Linked DNA regions of Homo sapiens: region 1 is linked to region 2. A link is a loop called in an ENCODE intact Hi-C map of the cell type or tissue named here. Cell type or tissue: tibial artery. All regions are shown on one strand. Each heading gives the region's core, and the rest is flanking DNA. Links, peaks and the distances in the headings are about the cores only.

Region 1 (5,370 bases), core at 82-5,081, 640 kb after region 2:
AACAGCTGTCCCTGTTTCTAAGTTGCCTGTAGTCCAGTGATTACTCTCAGGTTTCTGTCTCAGGTGTCCGTGTGGAGAGACTGCCAAACAGGCTTTATGTGAGCAACAAGGCTGTTGATTTCACCTGGGTGCAGGCGGGCTGAGTCCAAAAAAGGAGTCAGCAAAGGGTGGTGGGATTATCATTGGTTCTTATAGGTTTTGGGATAGGCGGTGGAGTTAAGAGCAATGTTTTGGGGGCAGTGGGTGGATCTCAGAAAGTACATTCTCAAGGGTGGGGAGAATTACAAAGAAACTTCTTAAGGGTGGGGGAGATTGTAAAGAACCTTCTTAAGGGTGGGGGAGATTACAAAGTACATTGATCAGTTAGGTTGGGGCAGAAACAAATCACAATGGTGGAATATCATCAGTTAAGTCGATTTTCACTTCTGTGAATCTTCAGTTGCTTCAGGCCATCTGGATGTATATGTGCAGGTCACTGGGGATATGATGGCTTAGCTTGGGCTCAGAGGCCTGACAGTTTCTATTAATATTTGTATTTCATTGAGAACAATGGGAACCATTGGTGTCTGCCATTTGGGAAGTGGAAGAGATGCTTAGACAGATAAGGGAGCAGAGGTCTAGACGAGGTGTAGAGAGGGTCAGAAACCAGGTTGGGGTTCCTAACTCCCAAGCCACGTCCCCAGCCACCTACCGCAGTCACTGTCTTGCCCTCCCATTCCTATTGGATAAAAGCTTTGGAGATAAGACAAGCCTGGTTCATCACGGTTGAGTCTCTAAACCTAGATATGCAGAGGTTCCCTGGAATTGCTTCTTGAGTCCCTGATTAATTCAGCTCTTGACATCACAAGATGAACTCACTCTTTGGTGAATTGCACAGACTTTTGAAAACTATGTTTCCGCTGCGCTAAAGTCTAGGAGCGGGCTCCTTAGCCTGAAGGATGCCTGTTTCAATGGGACGTGACAGCTGCTTTCAAACATTTAAGGGCGAGCACCTGTTGTTGGAGGGGGATGCAGGCTTAACCCATGTGCAGCAACAGAAAGAGACAAGGGGGCATTTCCAGGAAGATCAACTCAGCTTAGTGTAAGCAATGTCTTTCTAGCCAGTAGCGCCATCTGATAATGGAGCAAACAGCTTGGAGCCAAAGAGCCAGAGGTCTAAGCTGAGGATCCCAGGACTCTTCAACAGGGGTTTGTGGATTCAGTGGGAAGCTGGCCCAAGAGCTTTCAAGGGCCTTGGAGTGACCACCTGATTTGTCCCTTTGCACAGTTTGCCTGGTGCTGCACTTAGAGCTTCACTCTGTGAAGGGCATAGAACACCAACACTCTTCTCATGGCAAGGATGGGCTTTTGCTCCTGTTTCTTTTCTTTTTTCTTTTTTTTTTTTTGAGACTGAGTCTTGCTCTATCACCCAGGCTGGAATGCAGTGGCGCAATCTCGGCTCACTGCAACCTCCGCCTCCCAGGTTCGAGCTATTCTCCTGCCTTGGCCTCCCGAGTAGCTGGGATTACAGGCACCTCTTACCATACCTGGCTAATTTTTGTATTTTTATAGAGATGGGGTTTCACCACATTGGTCAGTCTGGTCTTGAACTCCTGAGCTAAAGTGATCTGCCTGCCTCAGCCTCCCAAAGTGCTGGGATTACAGGCGTGAGCCACTGCGCTCGCCTCCTGTTCCTTTTTCATCCACGCTTTGGAAGAAGATGGTGTCAGGGTCATAGAAGACCCTTAGAGAGGAGACATGGGGTGGGGTGGTTTAGGCATTAGTAGTGGCCATGTTTCCCCTACCCTGAATGGGGCTTTGCCCAGGGCTGTTCCATCGGGTTTATCTGGGCCTCACAGACGTCTAGAGTTTTCTTCATCTTGTTGTGTCTGGGTCTGCACAATACTGAGGAATTGTCTGGCAAGAAACAAAGCTACTCATGTTCTAGGACATAGTTCCATGGCTAAGCATGAAAACAAGCAAGATCCAAGTGTTCAAGGGCCCCTGCAACCCTGACATGCCTCCTAGGTGGCTGGCCATGTCTGCATGGGGTCACTGCGGCCCAGGACTCAGACTTTCCTCTAGAAGTTGGTTTTGGCAGTGTACCCAGGGAGACTGAGTCACCAAGCAAACTGGTAAGAGAATGCAGATAAACGTGGTTCACTTCCAGGAGGATCACAACTGCCAGCAGAGAGTATTCGGGGGGCTCCCCGCAGAATTCTCTTGGGGGAGAAGGTAGGTGGGAGTTAGGGGCCATTGTGTGTGGCGAGGCAGAGAAGGGAGAATTCGGGCTACTGTCCTGGCTGCTCTGGCAGAGCCAAGGTGGTGTGATACGTGAGTTTCTCAGTCCATTTTCCATTCACTTATTCTCATGGCAGATGGTGATCTCCTTTGGGGAGGTGAGGCCCGTCACTACTTAATGTGGCAAGGTTGCGGGTTCCAACATCCTGCTCTTTTTCTACTCTACCCCTCCCCTTGTTTTCAAGACTTTGAGAGGAATTTTCCAGAATCAAGCTTTCTGGCTCTCCTTCCTCTTTTGCTTTCATAAGGACAAACACTATTCGGGGGAGAGGGCGGGAGAGATATTGAGAGCCAAGGCACATGAGACAGCACGGGCAGCAGGGTGCTGCCTCGTGAGCTTGCCTTTTTTTTTTTTTTCTTTTTTGAGATGGAGTCTCGCTCTGTCTCCTAGGCTGGAGTGCACTGGTGCAATCACAACTCACTGCAGCCTCCACCTCCCGGTTCAAGCGATTCTTCCACCTCAGCCTCCCAAGTAGCTGGGACCACAGGCGCCTGCTACCACACCCGGCTAATTTTTTGTATTATTTTTTGTAGAGATGGTGGATTAGTCAGGGTTCTGTAGAGGGACAGAACTAATAGGATAGATGTATATATAAGGGGAGTTTATTAAGGAGCATTGACTCCCACGATCACAAGGTGAGGTCCACAATAGGCCGTCTGCAAGCTGAGGAGCAAGGAAGCCAGTCCAGGTCCCAAAACCTCAAAAGTGGGAAGTTAATAGTGCAGCCTTCAGTCTGTGGTCAAAGGTCCAAGAGTCCCAAAGCTGAAGAATTTGGAGTCTGATGTTTGAGGGCAGGAAGCATTCAGCACAGGAGAAAGATGTAGGCGCAGAGACTAAGCCAGTCTAGTCTTTCCACGGTCTTCTGCCTGCTTTTGTTCGGGCCCTGCTGGCAGCTGATTAGATGGTGTCCACCCAGACGGAGGGTGGGTCTGCCTCTCCCAGTCCACTCACTCAAATGTTAATCTCCTTTGGCAACACCCTCACAGACACACCCAGGATTTTTCAATCCAATCATCTTGACACTCAGTATTCACCATCACAGATGGAGTCTTGCTATGTTGCCCAGGCTGGTCTCAAATTCCTGTCCTTAAGCAATCCTCCCCCCGTCACGCTCCCAAAGTGCTGGGATTACAGGCCTGAGCCACTGTACCTGGCTTGTTTTAATCTTTTATACTGCATTTTTACTGTACTTATTATTATTATTATTATTATTTTTGAGACAGAGTCTTGCTCTGTCCCCCAGGCTGGAGTGCAATGGCGTGATCTCGGCTCACTGCAGCCTCTGCCTCCCAGGTTCAAGCGATTGTCCTGCCTCAGCCTCCCAAGTAGCTAGGATTATAGGTCCCCGCCACCATGCCCAGCTAATTTTTGTACTTTTAGTAGTTTTACCATGTTGGTCAGGCTGGTCTCGAACTCCTGAACTCAGATGATCCACCCACCTCGGCTTCTCAAAGTTCTAGGATTACAGGTGTGAGCCACAGCACCTGGCCTTACAGTACATTTTCTATGTTTAGATATACAAATACCTACCATTGTGTTACAGTTGCCTACAGTATTCTGTAGAGTCACATGCTGTACAGGTTTGTACCCTAGGAGCAACAGGCTATACCATGTAACCTAGATGTGTAGTAGGCTCTGCCATCTAGGTTTGTGTAAGTTCACTCTGTGATGTTTGCACAATGACGGAATTGCTTAGTGATGCATTTCTCAGAACATATCCCCATCATTAGCCAACACATGACTGTATTTCTTTTCTTCTTCTTTTGCTTGACCAATAAATTAGGACATCTTAAAACTTTTGAGAAATACACAAAAAGCTCAAGCCATCCTCCACATCTTTTATTTTTTTTTTAAGGAAGATAAAACATATTCATTATTCCTTAAGTGGAAGTGAATCCTCATAAAGGTCTTCCTCTCTGTCGTCTTCATGTTGAGTAGACTGGGAAGGAGGAAGAGGGGGCTGGTCTTGCTGTCTCAGGGGTGGCAGAGGCAGGAGAAAGTAGGTGTACCTGTGTGATTCAAATGTGTTGTTCAAGGTCAACTGTATATGGTTGGCTCTCACGATCTAATATTTTACATAGGAATCTTATATCTCTGTCTGTCATAAATAAAATGAACTTAAAATTTCCTTTTCTTTTACTTTTTGTTTTACCAATCAAGGTTATGCTAGCCTCAGAAATGACTAGAGTTGCTTTTATTCTTTTCTATTTTCTGGAACAATTTACTTAGATAAATCATCTGAGGTCAGGAGTTCAAGACCAGACTGGCCAACATGGTGAAATGCTGTCTCTACTAAAGATACAAAAAAAATTAGCCAAGCATGGTGGCACAAGCCTGTAATACCAGTTACTCAGGAGGCTGAGGCAGGAGAATCGCTTGAACCTGAGAGGCGGAGGTGGCAGTAAGCCGAGATGGTACCACTGCACTCCAACCAGGGTGATAGCATGAGACTCCGTCTCAAAAAAAAAAAAAAAAGAAAAAGAAAAGAAAAGAAAAGGAAATGCCCACAGGAGATGGAGTGACAGGGTCGGGGCAGAGAGAAATGGAAACTTACTGGAGGGTTTGCCGGGACTTAAGTTGAGCAATTTGAGTCACTTCACCCAGAGCCAGGCTATGGCTGCTGTGTATTCTCCTCACATCCACTTAATGAGACACTAAGTCCACTAGATTGGAGAAAAATATATGATATTTGTAGAAAAATAATAATTTTTTTTGAGACAGAGTCTCGCTCTGTCACTCAGGCTGGAGTGCAGTGGCACAATCTTGGCTCACTGCAACCTCCACCTCCTGGGTTCAAGTGATTCTTGTGCCTCAGCCTCCCGAGTAGCTGGGATTACAGGTGTGTACCACCACACCCAGCTAATTTTTGTATTTTTAGTAAAGACGAGGTTTTGCCATGTTGGCCAGGCTGGTCTCGAACTCCTGACCTCAAGTGATCTGCCCGCCTTGGCCTCCCAAAGTACTGGGATTACAGGCGTGAGCCACCACACCTGGCCTCTCCATGTCTTTTCATGACTTGATAGCTCATTTCTCTTTAGAACGGCATCATATTCCATTGTTTGGATGTTCCATAGTTTATCCATTTACCT
Region 2 (5,370 bases), core at 99-5,098:
AAACGTGGAAACTTGGAGGTAGGGGCTGTGGGCCTGGGCCCCTAACCTTGAAGGAAGGGGTTCCAGCTGTAAAGTGTCTGAAGTGGGTGCAAGGAAGTTGCATTTGCAAGTGCTGGAGAAGCTGCAAAAAGAGTCAGCCTCTGCCACTGAAAGAAGCCGCTGCTGCGGGGGCGGGGGGTGCCCACAGGGAAGAAACAAACTCTAGGGTGTGGGTTTCTGCTCAGGCTGGGCAAGTATCTTTATGAAAGGGACCTGCATAAAGCGTCCATAAAACCTGCCCCTTTGCATCCTCTAAGCCAGCAGGTTCCCCATGCCTCACCCCTCTTTCCTGAACTCCTCTTCACCCCAATCCCCATTCCTAGCACCCCCTAAGGACAGGCTGTGCCCTGACAACCGTCCATCTCTACCCAGCTGAGACCTCTGTCCAGGGCGATGGTTGCAGGACCATGCAGACACGGAAGTTTGCTGAGATCCCACTCCAACTGCCTGCTCTCAGATTCTGAGTATTTCTCTAGCCCCCTCATAAAAACACAGGTCACTTTCACACTGAAAGTAAAAGATCCCTCCTTAAGTCCTTCATCCTGCATCTCCACCACCCGCCAGGCCCTGCCCTGGCAAAAAGTCTCACAGCCTTTTAAGGTGACCCGAGGACCCAACTCTGTCTCTTTCTCTCCTCTCTGTGCTTCAGCTTGTTTCCTGGCCACCAGCAAGGTCCCTCTTTGGTCTGGGAGGTAGGTGTCTGCAGGACACTGGGAGGATTTAAATACAATGATCAGTGTGGGGCCCCGAGAGGGCCTGAGACAGGATTTCCACTGATTGCCAACGTTCAATACGGACCCCTAGGAGACAAGCAGGAACTCCTGTTCTTATCCACACCTCTGCAGAACGGCGGAGACCACTCAGCCATGAGAGTGGCCTCTACCATTTCAGAGAGTAGCCGAGGAGGGAGCCATCCTCAGCCACTGCTGTGTGGTCGGTGGGCCTGGTTTCCACACGTCACAGAGCCTGGCACCAGACCGGCTAAGCATGGGCCTTCGTGGCACAGGCCCAGGAAGCTTCGAGTCCCAAGATTTAATTTTGTTTTCTGGGCCTTTTGAAAGAAAACGTTGTCATCAATGATTGCTCTCTAGCACGTGTCTGAAGAGCGGCCACCAAAAGGAGCCACTGCTGCAGGGGTGTCCACGCGCGCAGGGAAAGAACGGACTCCAGGGGCTGGGTTTGCTCTTGGAGAATGAGGTCGTCAAAACCTCACTTCGTGGGGAAGTCTGGAAAAGACAGTTTCCTGCTTTGTTCATCGTGGGCAGCAGGAAACGGTGCAGCCTCCAGTGAGAATGATTCCAGGAGGGTGTAATGGGGCGAGGTATGAAGGGGTAGGCAGTGTGGGGAACCACCCACCCGGGCCATGTAGCTGGCACCGTGGTAATTTAAGAGACCTGGAGAGATAGGGGAGGGATGGTCAGGGGACTTGGAAAAGGAGGAAAGAGGTGGGGAGGAGCCCAGCGGGAAGGAGATGCCTCATCACACCCTCCTCCCTCCCAGCCCCACAGGCTCCCACTGGCTGAGCCAGCCAGAGCCAGAGAGCACAAGGTCCCCCACGATGGCCCCCGCCGGTCAGTGTCCTGGGGGAGGAGGGGGTGCACCTGGAGGGGCAACTGGAAGGCACCCAGGACCCCCCAGAACCCCTTGGGCAGCCCCAGCTTGAACTGCAGGGAATCTGCCATTCAAGATGGCTGCTAGAAAATGGCGATTCTACCTCCCAGGTGACTCCAAGGGCTCTTACCCAGAGTCCTGAATAGCCACAGCCCAGCCCAGGAGTCCTAAAAGGAATTCTAGAGTGACCCGGATGGTTGTAAGGGCCTGAGAATGATCTGTGCCGTTCGGCAGAGACCCAAGTGCTCTCGGAGTGACCCAAACCTCAGGGCTGAGAACAGCTCGAGGTTCACCTGGACTTACCCCTGCTCCCCCACAGATCCTCGGTGCACCCTGGGATTTCCACAGCCACGTGGATTTTAAGCCAAATCCAGGATGATCCCATGACACACAGGTCTCAGCTCCCCATGGGGCATTTCTCTCCAAGACCACCTTCCTCCCCAGCTCACCGTCCACGTCTACAGAGCCATGCACCTCCGTGGCAGAGCTGAGTGCACGTGGCACAGAGTCAGGGCTGACATTGAGCAGGGCACCCTTGGTCTCCCCCAAGACCCATCAGAGTGTGCCTGGCACTGCCTTTCAATAAAAAGCCCAGGGTCTGAGCAGGGTGGGGCGTCTCCCCTCCCCCAGCCAGGATGAAGGTCAGAGCTGAATTTGCTCAGTTCAACACCAAAAACAGTCCTGAAGGAAAATGTGTTGAGCTTGGCTGTAAGCCAGGTCGTTAAACATGGATTCTGATCACAGATCGTTTCTGCTAATTAAACAAATATTTTTGCAGAGCTGTCTCGGTTTCCGCTGTTGCCGTTGGCCTAAGTTGCTGGCAAACCATTGGAGCCATGCCCCGAAAGTCAGCTCAGATCAGAGGAGAACACACAGAACTTTTGAAGGAACAGCTAAGACAGGTCTTCCAAACAGAGAGCTCTGTTCAGAGAGAAGGAACAGGCAAGAAAACACCGACACCTCCAGCCCTTACAGTCACCAAGCTGTACTTTCAGATTCCTGCTGACATACACACACACACACACACACACACACACACACACACACTCTCTCTCTCTCTCTCAATCCCTCCCTCTCTCAGAATGCATAGTCCTTCTCCCTGCCTCCATCTCTAAAGCTACACCTGCACACACAAATAAGCATTCTAGCAGTGCAATCACTATTCCAAGTTTGAAGACTCGTGTGTGTGTGTGTGTGTGTGTGTGTGTTTTCCTGCTGAAGTGGAGAGAAAAGGGCCAGACAGGATGGGCCCTGGGTCCCCATGTGACGTACCCCAGCAGGGGTCCTTTGCTCCTTCAAAAATGCAATTATCACAAACTTCCCTCGCCCTGGACCGCGGTTCCAGAGAAACGCCCATGCACATAATGTTTTGGTACAAGTTCAGGGTGTTCGTGAACTTTCTGAAGCCCGCCAAGAGCGCACTGCGAGTTCCAAGTTTAGAATACCAGTCCTGGGGAGTCAGGAAGCGTTTGCAGCCTCTGAACTGTCCGCAGAACTGTCAAGCACCCAAGGCTCGTCCTCTCTCAGCAGCTCCGAAGCCCCCTGGACTGCAAGCACTCAGCACCCAGAGCCTTCCCTGCCATGCCCCAGCCCTGAGGTGTCCTTTCACACTCCGGACCCCCCGGCCTTTCTCAGAAAACGCTCCGTGCTGCGCTGTGTTGTCCCCACTTGTTGCACAAGAGTAGTAGCGACAGCAATGCTGACCAGGCCTGGTTGCACACAGCCCCCTGCCCCAGGTCCAGGGCTGCACCAACACCCCATGCCCGTGGACACATCGGCAATCTTGAACCCCAGACATCTTGTCTATCACTTGAGACAAGGGGATTGCATCAGCAGCTTCACACTCTTTTCCTTTCTTTATGTTTTAGATTTGGAGTCTCTGTCACAGGCACAGGCTGTGGTGAGCCATGATTGTGCCATTGCACGCTGAACAGGCTGGAGTACAGTGGCATGATCATGGCTCACCACAGCCTTGAACTCCTGAGCTTAAGTCATGCTCCTGCCTCTCAGCCTCCTGAGTAGCCGGGACTACAGGCCTGCACCACCACACCAGGCTAATTTTTAGATTTTTTGTAGCAACAGGGTCTCGCTATGTTGCCCATGCTGGTCTCAAACTCCTGGGCTCAAGCAATCCTCCCACCTTGGCCTCCCGAAGTGCTGGGATTACAGGTGTGAGTCACGGCACCTGGCAACACTTTTTTTTAGCCAAGAGCCCTTCCGATGGACTCTCATGAGTTAAGCCAGTCTATAAAGCACAGCCAAGCAGCCAAGCTGCAGTTGAAGAGGGGATGGGAGAAGACCTCCCACCGACCCCCAGGTCTCTGAGAAGCACAGCTGGAAGACTCTGGCCCTCTAGCCCACAGCCTCCTAAATGCCCTGGGCTCAGCCATGTTGTGACACTGGGATTTCTCAGGGACCTCAGACCTACACATCTCCCTCCCAGCCAACCCACCACCCCCATGCCATGCCCAAAACCAACACTCTCCTTGACGAGTTATGCAATCCTTCTTTCCAGATCATTCTGTGGTATGTAATCTAACAAACTAGCCATGCTTAAGGGTTCGGAGGGAGTGACGGGGTTAATGAGCTGGTTCTACCCCTCAAGGAGGATTTTGCACTTGTAATGGGGATCCCCTTACTCCAAGGGAGAACTGCTCAAATATATTTTTTGCATGTTTTTAAATTTCAAAAGTAAGGTGTGATTTTGATAAGCAACGACTATACTATAGAAATACCTTGTTTAGGAGATGAAAATGTCCCCTGCCTCCCCCTCCAAATTCAAGCCTTTTAGGTAAAGCAATACTTGAATGACAGGCACGGTGGCATTTGTGTGCAAGGAGAAGACTGGGTACCACCAAGTCCCGGGGTGGACGCCGACTCCTTCCATGGTTCTGCCTGTGCCGACGCTGCCAGGAATGCTCCCCAGGGGCTCAGGAGTGAAGCTTCGTGGACTCTATGCCTGGCTTCCTGAGCAGGTACAATTCCGAGCACCTCGGGCTGCTCCTCTCTGGCTCCTGCCACCTTCCTGAGACAAAGGGTCAACCCTCAGCTGACCTCGCAAGGGTGGGAACAAAACCATAAAAGGATAAGACATCTCCTGATTAGAAAGTGATGACTGGGCTCGTGAATGCCAGACCATGTGGGGCTGAGTGACAAGCAAGAGCTTCCTCATCACCAGGGGTCAGGGGTCTCTTGGCCATGGGCAGCAGGCACTCATTCCTTCCACACTGTTCTAGGGGAGAAGAAAATAAAAACCAACGCTCCAAGGAGCTTTTGATTTATTAATAGTTGGGCTGGCAAGAAATAAGGACTTAGAGATTCAAAACTTCGATGGCTTCGAGTCCAGGCCACGCGGCTGTGTGGTCTCTGCTGGAACATCCTTGGTGGCGGAAGCTCTGCGCCTGGTGCTGGAGGAGGCCTGAGGATCAGGAGATCTTCCTCCAGGGAGCCCACTCCTCCACCCCTGTGGCATGCAGCACTCACCCCACAGGCTTCTGCCTGGCTGCCCCCATATGGAAGCTTCCAGGGCAAGCCCAGAGGTTCCCTGCTCCCAGCCCTTGGTCCTGCCACTGCACCCAATAAAACATCCCCATCTCACATGAAAACGGCCCTCTGAGGAACCCGGCGTCTTTCCGGAGGGAGGTTCCTCTCTAACACCGGGGCTTCCCTTGGGGTCTGCTCACCCAGGCTTCTATGTCCTCGGCGTGTCCTGTTTTCTGA

What was found. A loop is a pair of places that touch in the nucleus more often than their neighbours do. Peaks named below come from ENCODE experiments on the same cell type or tissue, not always from the same donor. Only the 100,000 strongest peaks of a DNase experiment are listed, where the experiment ranks them.
Region 1: a loop joins it to region 2, with 15 times the contacts of the local background. A loop is called at or near these places in 1 of 110 quality-filtered maps.

What each region holds. Positions count from the first base shown.
Region 1 is chr10:6,193,506-6,198,875 of GRCh38, forward strand. PFKFB3-AS1 (PFKFB3 antisense RNA 1) reads right to left here. Exons shown (of 2, transcript XR_007062045.1): 2 at 4,100-4,290. It also overlaps a transcript of PFKFB3 not described here. Among named protein-coding and RNA genes, the nearest start is that of PFKFB3-AS1, 6.6 kb to the right of the region's middle. In tibial artery, for the core only: no CTCF peak of the experiment used is centred there; DNase peaks (open chromatin) are centred at 2,089 and 2,594; H3K27ac peaks cover 5,000 bases.
Region 2 is chr10:5,552,112-5,557,481 of GRCh38, forward strand. No RefSeq gene overlaps it. Among named protein-coding and RNA genes, the nearest start is that of CALML3-AS1, 29 kb to the left of the region's middle. RefSeq lists enhancers at 1,390-1,913, 1,914-2,436. In tibial artery, for the core only: no CTCF peak of the experiment used is centred there; DNase peaks (open chromatin) are centred at 530, 2,030, 2,450, 3,130 and 1 weaker place; H3K4me3 peaks cover 833 bases; H3K27ac peaks cover 5,000 bases.